2 separate regions of the Mus musculus genome follow, and region 2 is linked to region 1. A link is a loop called in an ENCODE intact Hi-C map of the cell type or tissue named here. Cell type or tissue: heart. All regions are shown on one strand. Links, peaks and the distances in the headings refer to the core of each region. The heading gives the core; the rest is flanking DNA.

Evidence for each region. Hi-C counts contacts between places; a loop is a spot of excess contacts. Peaks named below come from ENCODE experiments on the same cell type or tissue, not always from the same donor. Only the 100,000 strongest peaks of a DNase experiment are listed, where the experiment ranks them.
Region 2: a loop joins it to region 1, with 3 times the contacts of the local background. A loop is called at or near these places in 1 of 42 quality-filtered maps.

The regions. Positions count from the first base shown.
Region 1 is chr11:51,614,612-51,620,332 of GRCm38, reverse strand. Nhp2 (NHP2 ribonucleoprotein) reads right to left here and starts at 560. Exons shown (of 4, transcript NM_026631.4): 1 at 356-560; 2 at 182-251. The coding sequence starts at 515. In heart, for the core only: CTCF peaks have their summits at 630, 2,470 (motif pointing left) and 4,507; DNase peaks (open chromatin) are centred at 682, 2,422 and 4,542; H3K4me3 peaks cover 1,174 bases; H3K27ac peaks cover 1,102 bases.
Region 2 is chr11:51,754,069-51,759,789 of GRCm38, reverse strand. It overlaps Sec24a (Sec24 related gene family, member A (S. cerevisiae)), which reads left to right and starts at 2,956. Exons shown (of 23, transcript NM_175255.3): 1 at 2,956-3,713. The coding sequence starts at 3,617. In heart, for the core only: no CTCF peak of the experiment used is centred there; a DNase peak (open chromatin) is centred at 3,259; H3K4me3 peaks cover 2,436 bases; H3K27ac peaks cover 1,603 bases.

The DNA.
Region 1 (5,721 bases), core at 604-4,603:
CTGGTTGGTCAACTTCACCTTTATTGAGTAGGTGGAATTTCTTCTTAACCAGTTAATAAGCCAAACTTAGTGCCGTAGTACTTGTGTACCGTGCACAAGGCCCTAGGTTCAATCCCCGGCACTGGAATATAAAAATAAAAACCACACAAAACTTAAAAACCAGAGGAAGCCGGGTTCTTACCCTTTCTCGCCCTTGTTGACAAATTTCTGAACCTCCTTCACCCCGCGACGAATCTGCTTCTGCTTCACAGCTACAAAGAGAGAGAAGCGTGAGCCGACACCTCGCTCACGAGGCTCGACCCCGGGCCGCCCAAGTCACCGGTCCCGGACCGCGATCGCCACGCGCCCGCCTCACCCTTCTTGATGCACTTGTAGAGCTTGCGCGTCAGGCGGCGGGAAGCCAGGGGCTGCGCGATGGGGTTCAGATTGACCAGCAGCTCTTTGTACGTGCGCTCCTCGCTGCAGCCCTCCGCCTGCGCCTCGGACTCTTCGGGAGCGGCCTTTACTTTGGTCATCTTAGCAACTACAACTCCGTCCCGGCATAGAGGAACCACGCGGCCGCCGCCTCCGACATCACTTCCGGGTTTTCAAGTGGCTCTACCCTGTGACCAATTGGGAAACTAAATATTCTACACCGACCAATCTCTAAGTAGATCTCTAGGGGCGGGATTTTGGATATGGGGGCGGAGTTAAAGGTCAATCTAAGCACGGGATTTGGATTTTCACCGCGGGAATCCCAGGGAGGCCGAATTTAGAACCGGGTTTCCAGAGGGAAAGGGGCGGGGCCTGGGGCCGAGAGGTGGGGCCCAAAGGGAAAGAGGCGGAGCCCAAAGGGAAAGAGGCGGGGCCCGGAGAGATTGAAGAGCGGGTGGAAGGAAAATACACAACGGGATTGTGTCCCCTGAGCTCCTTGTGACCTGCCTTGTGACCTGCTGCTGCTGGTTAGGTAAAGCCTGGCGCACCTGAAAGTTTTTTCATATTTTCTTTTCCCCCTCCTAGATCCTGTTGCACAAACTATAAACCGCACACCTTTGATCCCAGCAGTGGGGAGGCAGGGGCAGGTGGATCAGGTCAGCCTGGTCTACATAGTGACTTCCGCTGGGCAGTAAGGTCAGCCTGGTCTACATAGTGACTTCCGCTGGGCAGTAGTGGTGCATACCTTTACTCTCAGCATTTGGGAGGCAGAGGCAGGAGGAACTCTGAATTCAAGGCTAGCCTGTTCTACAGATCGAGTTTCAGGACAGCCAGGATTACACAGAAACAGTCTCCAAAAAAAAAAAAAAAAAAAACCGCAAAGAAAAAAGAAAAAAAAGAGGCCGGGCAGTGGTGGCGCATGCCTTTAATCCCAGCACTTGGGAGGCAAAGGCAGGTGGATTTATGAGTTCAAAGCCAGCCTGGTCTACAGAGTGAGTTCCAGGACAGCCAGGGCTATACAGAGAAACCCTGTCTTGAATAAAAACCAAAAAACAAAAACCAACCCCCCCCAAACAAACAAAAAAACACAAACAAACAAACAAAAAAACCCACTCCAGTTCCAGGGGATCTGAAATGTCTAATCTGCAAGGGCCTCAGGAGTGCATGTGCTGCACAGATGTGCTTTCAGGCAACACACTCACACACAGGAAATAAATCAATCAAAAGTTCTTAAATGTTAAAAGCAAATCTGAAAAACCAGAAAGGTAGGAAGGAAGGTGACATGTGCTGGATGAAGAGTCCAGCTAGCTAATGAGAACCCTGGAGCAACAGGAAACGGGGACCTCAGCTCTGTGACGTAGAGGGACTGAAGCTGGTAAGGGTGAATATGAAGGAGGATCCTGAGTGCCAGATGCCAAAAATCAGGCCCACATTTAGATCTGTGTTTTGTGAAGGACACAGAACTTACCTATCCCTGATTGACAACTATGAGACCTGTGAGATAGTTGAGTATGATTTCCAGCCACTAAAAGCCATCACTTGGACAGCAGCAAGAGGACCAGGATATGTCAGATTGGGATACATTCTCTGAATTGCCAAGAAAGACAGAACCAGGGAAGGCTGTTGGAGGAAGGAGCACTGGGTAGCCTAGTAAAGATTGAAATCATCTCTCTTTTTTAGGTTGTAGGGAGGCCTGGATGTGTCTCAGTAAGCGATTACTAAATGGTGGGGAAATCAAGTATTTAAACAGCAAATGCTTAATATTTGCCAGCTGATTTGAATCTGAGGGAGACCTAGTTTAGAGAGACAGAGAGGGTGACTTCTGAGACTCACCTGTCTTCTGATGTTAGGTCTGCACATACCCATACATTATGACAGGGGTTAGGAGGATACCTATATATTATGACAGGGGAGAAAGGTGGCTCCTCCACTGCCCAAGCTTTGATGGTCCCAGCCTTCCATCTTCCCCAGAACTTTCGAGGTGGTGGTGGAGGAGGAGGAGGTCTGGCAGCTTCTGTCCTAATCTACTACCTTTGTTATATCGCCACCTTCTGGAAAGCCCTGAAGTTACCGCTAGCTGTGGCTGGCATCTCCCTGTTTGCAGGGTGGACTCAATCAACGGTGGGTTTTGTTTTCTGTGTGGCATTAGTTACCTGAGGCCCACCTTAATCCAAAAGTACTAAATAGAAATTCCATAGATATATGGTTAAGAAGGTTTAAATATGACAGAAGCCATTTAGAAAAGGCAAGCAAGGGCTGGCGAGATGGCTCAGTGGTTAAGAGCTCCGACTGCTCTTCCGAAGGTCCCGAGTTCAGATCCCAGCAACCACATGGTGGCTCACAACCATCCGTAACAAAATCTGATGCCCTCTTCTGAAGTATCTGAGGACAGCTACAGTGTACTTACATATAATAAATAAATAAATCAAAAAGAAAAGGCAAGCAAATGAGTTTCCTGGAGATGGCTCACCATTCTGCACGGCTGAGATGGCCAGAGAGGCACAGCCCCAGTTGCTTCTTGCTGCCGATATGACTTTTCTGTCACTATTACATCGCTTAATGATTCCTGGGTATTAGCCCACCCTTTTGCTCAAATTTCCTACAGATCAACATGAAGGTGAACTTTCATGAATTAATGCTATTTAGAGGAATTAATGACTTTATAGAGTTGTTGATTTGATTCAAATCATTTTAGGAAGAAAGTTTAAGGAGATGGCTTTAATTGTTTTGCCAGAAAGGTGTAATAAAGTTAGAATCAAGAGTAAAATGTGAAGCCGGGCGTGGTGGCACACGCCTTTAATCCCAGCTCTCAGGAGGCAGAGGCAGGTGGATTTCTGAGTTCAAGGCCAGCCTGGTCTACAGAGTGAGTTCCAGGACAGCCAGAGGTATACAGAGAAACACTGTCTCAAAAAACCAAAATGCCCCCTCCTCATTGAGTAGTAAGTAAAGGCTGCATAATAAGGAATACAGTGAGCTTGCATAAGTTTCACTAAGAAGAGAAATATAGGCTTGGGTCAGATTTCTGATCAAGGAAAAACACTGATTATAGGTCAGGTCCAAGGATGAAGCCACAGGGGTGCACTATGATAAAGCAAGACCATGTGACACTGTTGCTTTAAACTCATAATGAGCTTATGGAATGAAGCACTGCTTTGAACTATCGACATCCTTCTGTAACTCCCCTTTTATGTAACATTTCATCTTTGAGGTAATTTTATAAAGAACTTTTGTCTAAGGAGGTATAAATTGCCAGAGAGAAGGAATAAACTGTGGTTTGAGGGGCTCTGCTTCCTCCACCAAATGTATATATGTATATATGTATATATGTCTGTCTATATGTCTGTATAATATGTATATGTGTATTGTATACATATGTTTGTAGGTATATGTGAACAGACACCATGATCAAGACAACTCTTTTTTTTTTTTTTAATGGTTTTCGAGATAGGGTTTCTCTGTGTAGCCCTGGCTGTCCTGGAACTCACTTTGTAGGCCAGGCTGGCCTCGAACTCAGAAATCCGCCTGCCTCTGCCTCCCGAGTGCTGGGATTAAAGGCGTGCGCCACCATGCCCCGCAGTAAATCTTTAGAAAAAAAAAAAATTAAGATGGGGTTGAGCTGGGTCAGTAGGCTGCTTGCTTGCATGGACAAAGCTCTGGGTTCAAGTCCCAGAAAAAAAAAAAAAAAAACAAAGCTGGATATGGTGACTTGCACCTGTAATCCTAAAACAGGAGGATCTGGCTTCATTCTTGGCCACATAAGAAGGTGGTAAAGTAACAGTGTTTTATTTTGCTGGGTAAACCAGGTCCCGCCTTCCTAGTAGAGAAGCAGTCTGACTAGTTCCCCAGAAGGGTGTAGACACAGAAAGAGGCTTCAGTCAGCCTCCAGAATTCAAGAAGCAGGAGATAGGGTCTGGCAGTTTTCTTGGGTTGACTGGAGACTGAGCGTCCACTGACCGACACCCCAAATCTCCCCACTTTCTTGCACCCTGTCCCTGCCACTTGTTGTGCTTGGGAGCGCTGGCTTGCTCGGTGACTGTGCAGAGGTGAGCAAACCCGCTTTGGTTTTCCCTCCGCTGTGCAGGGAGGAGGGACAGACAGTAGGTTGTCCTCTCCCCGCCTCTTCCGGTTTCTGGGCTGGGTGGTGGAAGGGCGGAACTGGTGTTGTTCCTGGACTCTGGCTTTCACGCCGCTAAGGGACGAGGACCCAGAAGCCTCGAGGGTATGATCAGAGCAAAAAGACTGCTCTGGTGCAGCTGGGGGGGACAACGGCCAGGGAGGCTGCTGTCTTTACTTATTTGGCCTCCCTTTTGTCCCCTTTGCTGAGTTTACCAAAGAGAAGGTTGGACTTTATTTTTGAAACGGAGTATCTCTTTCTCTTTTAAAGATTTATGTTTGTCAGGCCCAGAGGAACTCCAATTCTCCAAACTCTAAAAGGCAAAAGGCAGTCCGAATATTCAGGAATGAGCTCAACCTGCGGATTCCTGGCAGTTAGATAAAAGCAAGCATTCGTCAAGAACTTGTGAAACCGGTTCTCATTTGCCAAAAAGGAATCATTTCCTTTACGTGTGCCAGAAGGGTCAGAAGGCTGCATGGGAGAGCACATGTTGTGCAGGCTGGCCTTCAGACTCCCTTGGTATCACAAGCACTTGTTACATTTCAAAGTACACTGTAGCTGTCTTCAGACATACCAGAAGAGGCCATTAGATCCCATTACAGGTGGTTTTGAGCCACCGTGTGGTTGCTGGGAACTGAACTCAGGACCTCTGGAAGAGCAGTAGCAGTCTCTTCGAGAGAATTTGTGCTCTTAACCACGGAGCTATTTCCTTTAGCCCAAGAAATGAATCATCTCTTTTACTCTTCTGTAGTTACAAGAAGCTGGCATCAGGGGACTAGGAGACACCTTGGCGCTGGGTGGCAAGGCATCCAGGGGTGCTCCAGCTGGGGTATCGTGGTTGGTTTCCTCCCTTCCTTTCGCCTTCCCTGCCCTCTGCGCTGGGGATGGCTAGCCTGCCCCAGTCCGTCCCTCCGCTGTGTGGTTCCTGCCCCAGTCTGCCTGTACCCTCTGCATCAGTGTGTAGAGTTGGGGTCCTTAGTTATATGCAGAGTTCTGGCTAACTCGCTCTCCTTGAAGACTCATTCCCTCCTTTCTATGCCTCCCCTGGAACTGCCACTCTAGTTGTGTGTGCTGACTTCCGGTTTGTGCTGTCTGAACCCCATGCCAGGACATGAAAGCCCCTGTTTCCCTGCAGTCCCACACTGATCCATCCCTGTGTGTCCCTTGGAGAACAATGGTCTCTTTTCTCAGCT
Region 2 (5,721 bases), core at 847-4,846, 140 kb before region 1:
TGGAGAGAGAGGCTCTCTACATAGCCCTAGCTGTTCCAGATATGTAGACCAGGCTGGCCTCAAACTCATAGGGATCTACCTGCCTCTCACTCCCAAGTGCTGGGTTACAGGTATGCACTACCTGGCCTCTCCTTAAGATCTTAAAGTTGACAAATTGGAAGGTAAAACATTCAGAAACATAACCATAGTTTGGGTGTTAATAATAGCAACAAAGAAATTTAGGAGTGGAACAAAATAGTTTACTTATTAGTCAACTATTTATAGCTATTTAACTGATTTAACCAATCAGGTTATTTACTTTTAAAAATCTGAGCACAAAGATATTGCTTAAATGGGACAAAGTTCAAAGAAAGATTGATTTAACCAAATCAAACCACTGTGCCAAGGTTAACAAACCAAGATAATTCCAAAGGGGTTGAATATAAAGAGATTAAACCACGGGAAGTTGGAAATTATGCCTTAAGCATTTACCTCTTTGAAGAGAGACCAATTTTTTTTTTTTCTGACCTCACAAAACTTCGGCAGTTTCTGAGCTCTATTTTCTCTTTAAAGTGAGGCTTAGATTTTTGTTGTTTTTTTGGGGGGGGTTGTTTTGTTTTGAAAGATTTATTTTATATGAGTACACTGTAGCTGCCTCAGACACACCAGAAGAGGGCATTGGATCCCATTAAAGATGGTTGTGAGCCACCATGTGGTTGCTGGGAACTGAATTCAGGACCTCTGGAAGAGCAGTCAGTGCTCATAATCACTGAGCCATGTCTCCAGCCCCCTGGTTTTTGTTGTTATTGCTTTGTTTTACTGCTTTTAGGTATGTGGTTTGGGATTTTTATCATAGATGTTCTTTTTTTTTTAAGATTTATTTATTATTATATATAAGTACACTGTAGCTGTCTTCAGACACTCCAGAAGAGGGCGTCAGATCTCATTACAGATGGTTGTGAGCCACGATGTGGTTGCTGGGATTTGAACTCAGGACCTTCGGAAGAGCAGTCAGTGCTCTTACCCGCTGAGCCACCTCGCCAGCCCATCATAGATGTTCTTAAGTGAAAGTTTGATTAAAAGTCATCTTCAGCCAGGAGTAGTGGCGCGTGCCTTTAATCCTAGCACTCAGGAGGCAGAGGCAGGTAGATCTCTATGAGTTCGAGGCCAACCTGGTCTACAAGGCAGTACCAAGATGAGAAACTGTCTCTAAAACACAAAGCAAAACAAACCAAAGAGTTTCATCTTCATCCTAAAGAAGCCTACCTGGATCTTGTAATAAGGAGTGGGGGCGTGGAGAGACGGCTGGTAGTGAAGAGCACCGGCTGTGCTCCCAGAGGACTAGGGTTCCTTTGCTATCACTCACATCATGGCGGTCACAACTGTCAACTCCAGTGCTGGGGGATGCAGTGCCCCCTTCTGACCTCTGTGTGGGCACTGCATACACATGGTGTAAAATACTTTTTTTTTCTTTTCTTTTCTTTCTTTTTTTTTTTGGTTTTTCAAGACAGGGTTTCTCTGTGTAGCCCTGGCTGTTCTGGAACTCACTCTGTAGACCAGGCTGGCCTCGAACTCAGAAATCCACCTGTCTCTGCCTCTCAAATGCCGGGATTAAAGGTGTGTGCCACCATCGACCAGCGTGTAAATACTTCTATGTAGGTACCCATACATACAGAAAACAAACTTTAAAACAATAAAACAATCTTTTTTTTTAATTGTTTAATTCCACTCAGAGCAAATATATTTTAGTATGGTTTTGAGGTAACTATTAATGAAATCAAGGTTAGGGTAAATTTGTATATGTGGTTACTGCTTGCTTCTTGGGTCTGACAGTAGTTTTAGATTGTGCTCTTTTTCTGTAATACTTCGTAGCCAGCATTAGATAGTAAATGAGTTTGGTAAGATGTACTTTCGCCCGAGGTTGTGAAACTCATGGCATAATACGTTTCAATCAGCAGCACACATCTGTGAAGGACTTTGTCATCTGCTTGGAGCAGGTAAAACCAAAGTAGCTAAAGATCACACTGATATCACTAAGTATGTTGCATAACCAACCAGTTTCTACTTCTCTTTGGTCTTACAAGTCAGAAAGTCTGTTTGGGGGTAAAAATAAAAGCAACCCACAAGCTACTTGCCCAGAAAGGACATTTGAATTATTCGACTTAATGTAAACTCTCATAATGTAAACTGCCTTTAATTCTTTTGAACTCAGGGCTTCTTCCTACAAGGTTAGGGAAACTCTTTATGAGTGACCTACATATCTAACCCCTTTTAAAGAAACTGAGTCCTGGTAAATTGCCCAGGCTGGTCTTGAATTCAAGATCTTCCTGCCTCACTTTTCTGTATCCAGAACTATAGGAGTACGATACCATTACAATTACCATTTTAAATGTTATTTAGTCCGGGGCCTCAGTATTTTTTTTTTTTTCGGGACAGGGTTTCTCTGATTAGCCCTGATTGTCCTGGAACTCACTCTGTGGACCAGGCTGGCCTCGAACTCAAAAATTCGCCTGCCTCTGCCTCCTGAGAGCTGGGACTAAAGGCGTGCGCCACCACGCCCGGCTTGGAGCCTCAGTATTAACTAAATACTTGTTATTATAGAAGTTGCCTAGCTCAGTGTAAACTAAGGGCTTCCCTAGGACATTGGACTCCATTGTCAACACTGGGATAGGAGAGGGATGGATTCCCGATCCATGTGTGGTGGATGTACTTCGGAGTGACTATGCTACCAACAGGCTAACGTCAAAATTAATCTTAATCCTCCAGTTGAAAAGAAGAGCTTCCTCCTTAACGTCATCAGACATTTTAACCTTGACCCAGCATCTTCACTCCAGCCCTGGCTGACCTGACTAGGCCGCCTTCGAACTTAGAACACTTCTGCCTCGACCTCCTGATTGCCGCCATGTCCCGCCCATGACACTTTGACAAACACACGTAATTGAACACCTCTTTTTAAAATTCTCTTGCACTCTACAGCTGGCATAGCATCGGCTGGGCCACCAGCGGTAGCCGAGGACATCGGTCGTCTCAGGTAATCCTCAGAGAATCCCGGAAGAGGAGCCGGGTCTCTCCTGTCCCACCCAATCGATTCTAAAAATCCGCACCACCCCTGGGACTGTCAGCAAGGTGACGTTCTCCACGCCGGGTATTTTCGCAGTGGTGACACAGGCTACTTCCGGCGGGCGGCGGGAGTCCGTGACGTGGCAGGCGAGTCCGTGCACGGTCCTCCGGGCCCGGACACGGGACTGTCAGGTGCCCTCGGGGCAGCTCCCCGGGGACAGAGAGCACGGCCGCAGCCTCCAGCCGGAACCGGAAGTGCCACGTGTCCCCACTGTGCCTGCGCGGCCGGCGGCTCCGCCCAGGGCCTCCCTCCTCTCCGGGTTCGGCTGCTGCCTCCGAGCCCGGCGTTCCCAGCCCAGCCGGCCTGACTCCGGAGCCTCTCCGCGCCCTGGCCAGGTCGTGGCCGCCGGCGGGCAGAAGACACGGACACGCCATGCCTCTACTTTGACGTGCCACCCCGCGTGTTCCGCTTCTCCGGCCTCCAGGTCCCTGCCCTCGGTTTTCCTGTTGGAGCTCTTAGGCTGGGCGCTGCGGTCGACCCCGACGGCTCCGTCTTACCCTGAGATCCCCGGGCGCCATGGCCCAGCCCCGGATCCCCGCTGCCCGCGGTGCCGCAGCTAGCCTCCAGGCCCAGAACGGAGCCGCCTCAGCCTCGGGGTCTCCCTACACCAACGGTGAGTGCCGCACGGGGGCGGGGAGGGCGGCACAGCTCGGGCCAGGGACAAGTCCCAGCCAGGTCTACCGCGGGGAGTGGCGGATGACGGCCTGGACCCGGGAGCCGCGGTGGACATGCACCTGCAGATCCACGCTGGTGGGACAGTTTCATGTGTATTTATAGGTTCAGCCTGCAAACAGTAAGCACCTGCAGTATGCAACGTCTGAGATAAACAAGAGGTGAACAAGAATCGTAGACGAAATCAGTTCCCAGAACTGCCTTATGGAGGTCATAGTGTCTGGGTGTCATCACGCAATGCGCCACCTCAGTCCTGTGTCCTGGAGGGCAGGGTTCATCTCGGGTCCGCAGGCTCGAAGTGCAGGGGGGTGGCGGGTCAGTGCTTATTAATACTAATTTGCAGAGATGAATGAATGACTCCGTCTTTGACAGATCCCTTTAGGACTTGCTCATCTCTGCAGGGATCTTTCTTCAAGGATCTTCTTCCTACGACAGTCCTTGGGCCTCCTGTTTAGTTTTTCAGTTGTGGAAGAACCAAATAGATGGATGGCTAGGGCTTCGTTTCTAGGGCCCTCCTCTTCATTTAGAATGTAAGTTAGTCACAACTCTCTGAACCCTAGAGAGAGTACATCTGGCACTATAATTTATCATTTGGCGGGAGAATATCTTATAATTGGATATCTCTTCTAGGATTCCTGACGCCTTCCTACAGCGTGATTTGCTAAGCTTATTTTAATTGATATAATAAAGACTCATTTTCTGCCTACTTACAAATTAGCCTACAAATCTTTGCTTTATGGGAAGAAGACAGGGAGAATAATACTAAAGTACTTACTGTGCCCATTTAAAGTTGTAGAAAATAGCCAGTGACTAAAATTGCTGGTTACAATGTATTTAGAGAAGACTACTGTTTTCTTTACAAAGAATGTTCTTTGTAAGACTTAAAAATGTGGGTAGGCAGCTATGTGGGCAGGGCAAGAGAAGCTGAGAATCACTGACAGGTTTTCAACTTGAATTGTTTCTTGAGTTTATAGTAAGAGATTATGTAAACTACATTTTCTTCTGTGACATTGACATTTGCTGAGAAGATGCAATCATCCACTTTAAGGTGAAAACAACTGAAGATGTCGCCTGTGTGGGTTTTGCTTACGAATTGCACTTAAATCACAAAGTAAATGTGCCAGTAAGCTTACATGCAAGTAGAGCTGTGAGGACTTTGAAATGTTTTTGCAGGAATTGAATCAGTATGTTAGGCTCTGTTGGAGATATTCCATTGCTATTTATTTATTTATTTATTTATTGACACTGTCTCGCTCTTATCTCCAGTTGGCTTGAAACTTGTGGCAATTCTCCTGTCTCAGCTGCTCTAGTGCTTGCATTGCAGAGCTGGAATTTCCATAGCCCACTTACTTTGTTAATTTGGTCAAAGCCAAACATGCACCTGTTGCACATCTATGTTCTGACCTTGGGCATAAGAGTGCACTCCTGTCTGGGTTGCTTAGAGCTATTTGGGAATCCAGATATGGAATTGTGGTTCAGGATGGTAGCAGCTGTAAAAACTCCAATAAAAGGAGTAGAGATAAGACTGTAAGAATAAAGAGCTCGAGTTGACACTTTTGCTGTTCTTGGTTGTTAGGGTGATTTATTTTATTTTATTTTATTTTTACTTTTGAGGTTATCATATAACTGCATAATCTATGCCTTCCCCTTTCTCCTCGGTGTTTTATAATAACCTTCTTTAATTATTTTTGTTTTATTGAAGCAGGGTTTCTCTGTGTAGCAGCCTTGGCTGTCCCTGTAGACCAGGCTGGCCTGGAACTCAGATATTCACCTGCCTCTGCCTCCCAAGTGGTGAGATTAAAGGTGTGTGCCACTACTGCTTGGCTGTAATAACCATTTTAAAAGTTTTTTTGTGGTTTTGTTTTGAATTAAGGTCTTACTTTATAGCCCTGGCTGGCCTGAAACTTCCTATGAGATTCACCTGCCTCTGCTTTCCAAATGCTGGCATT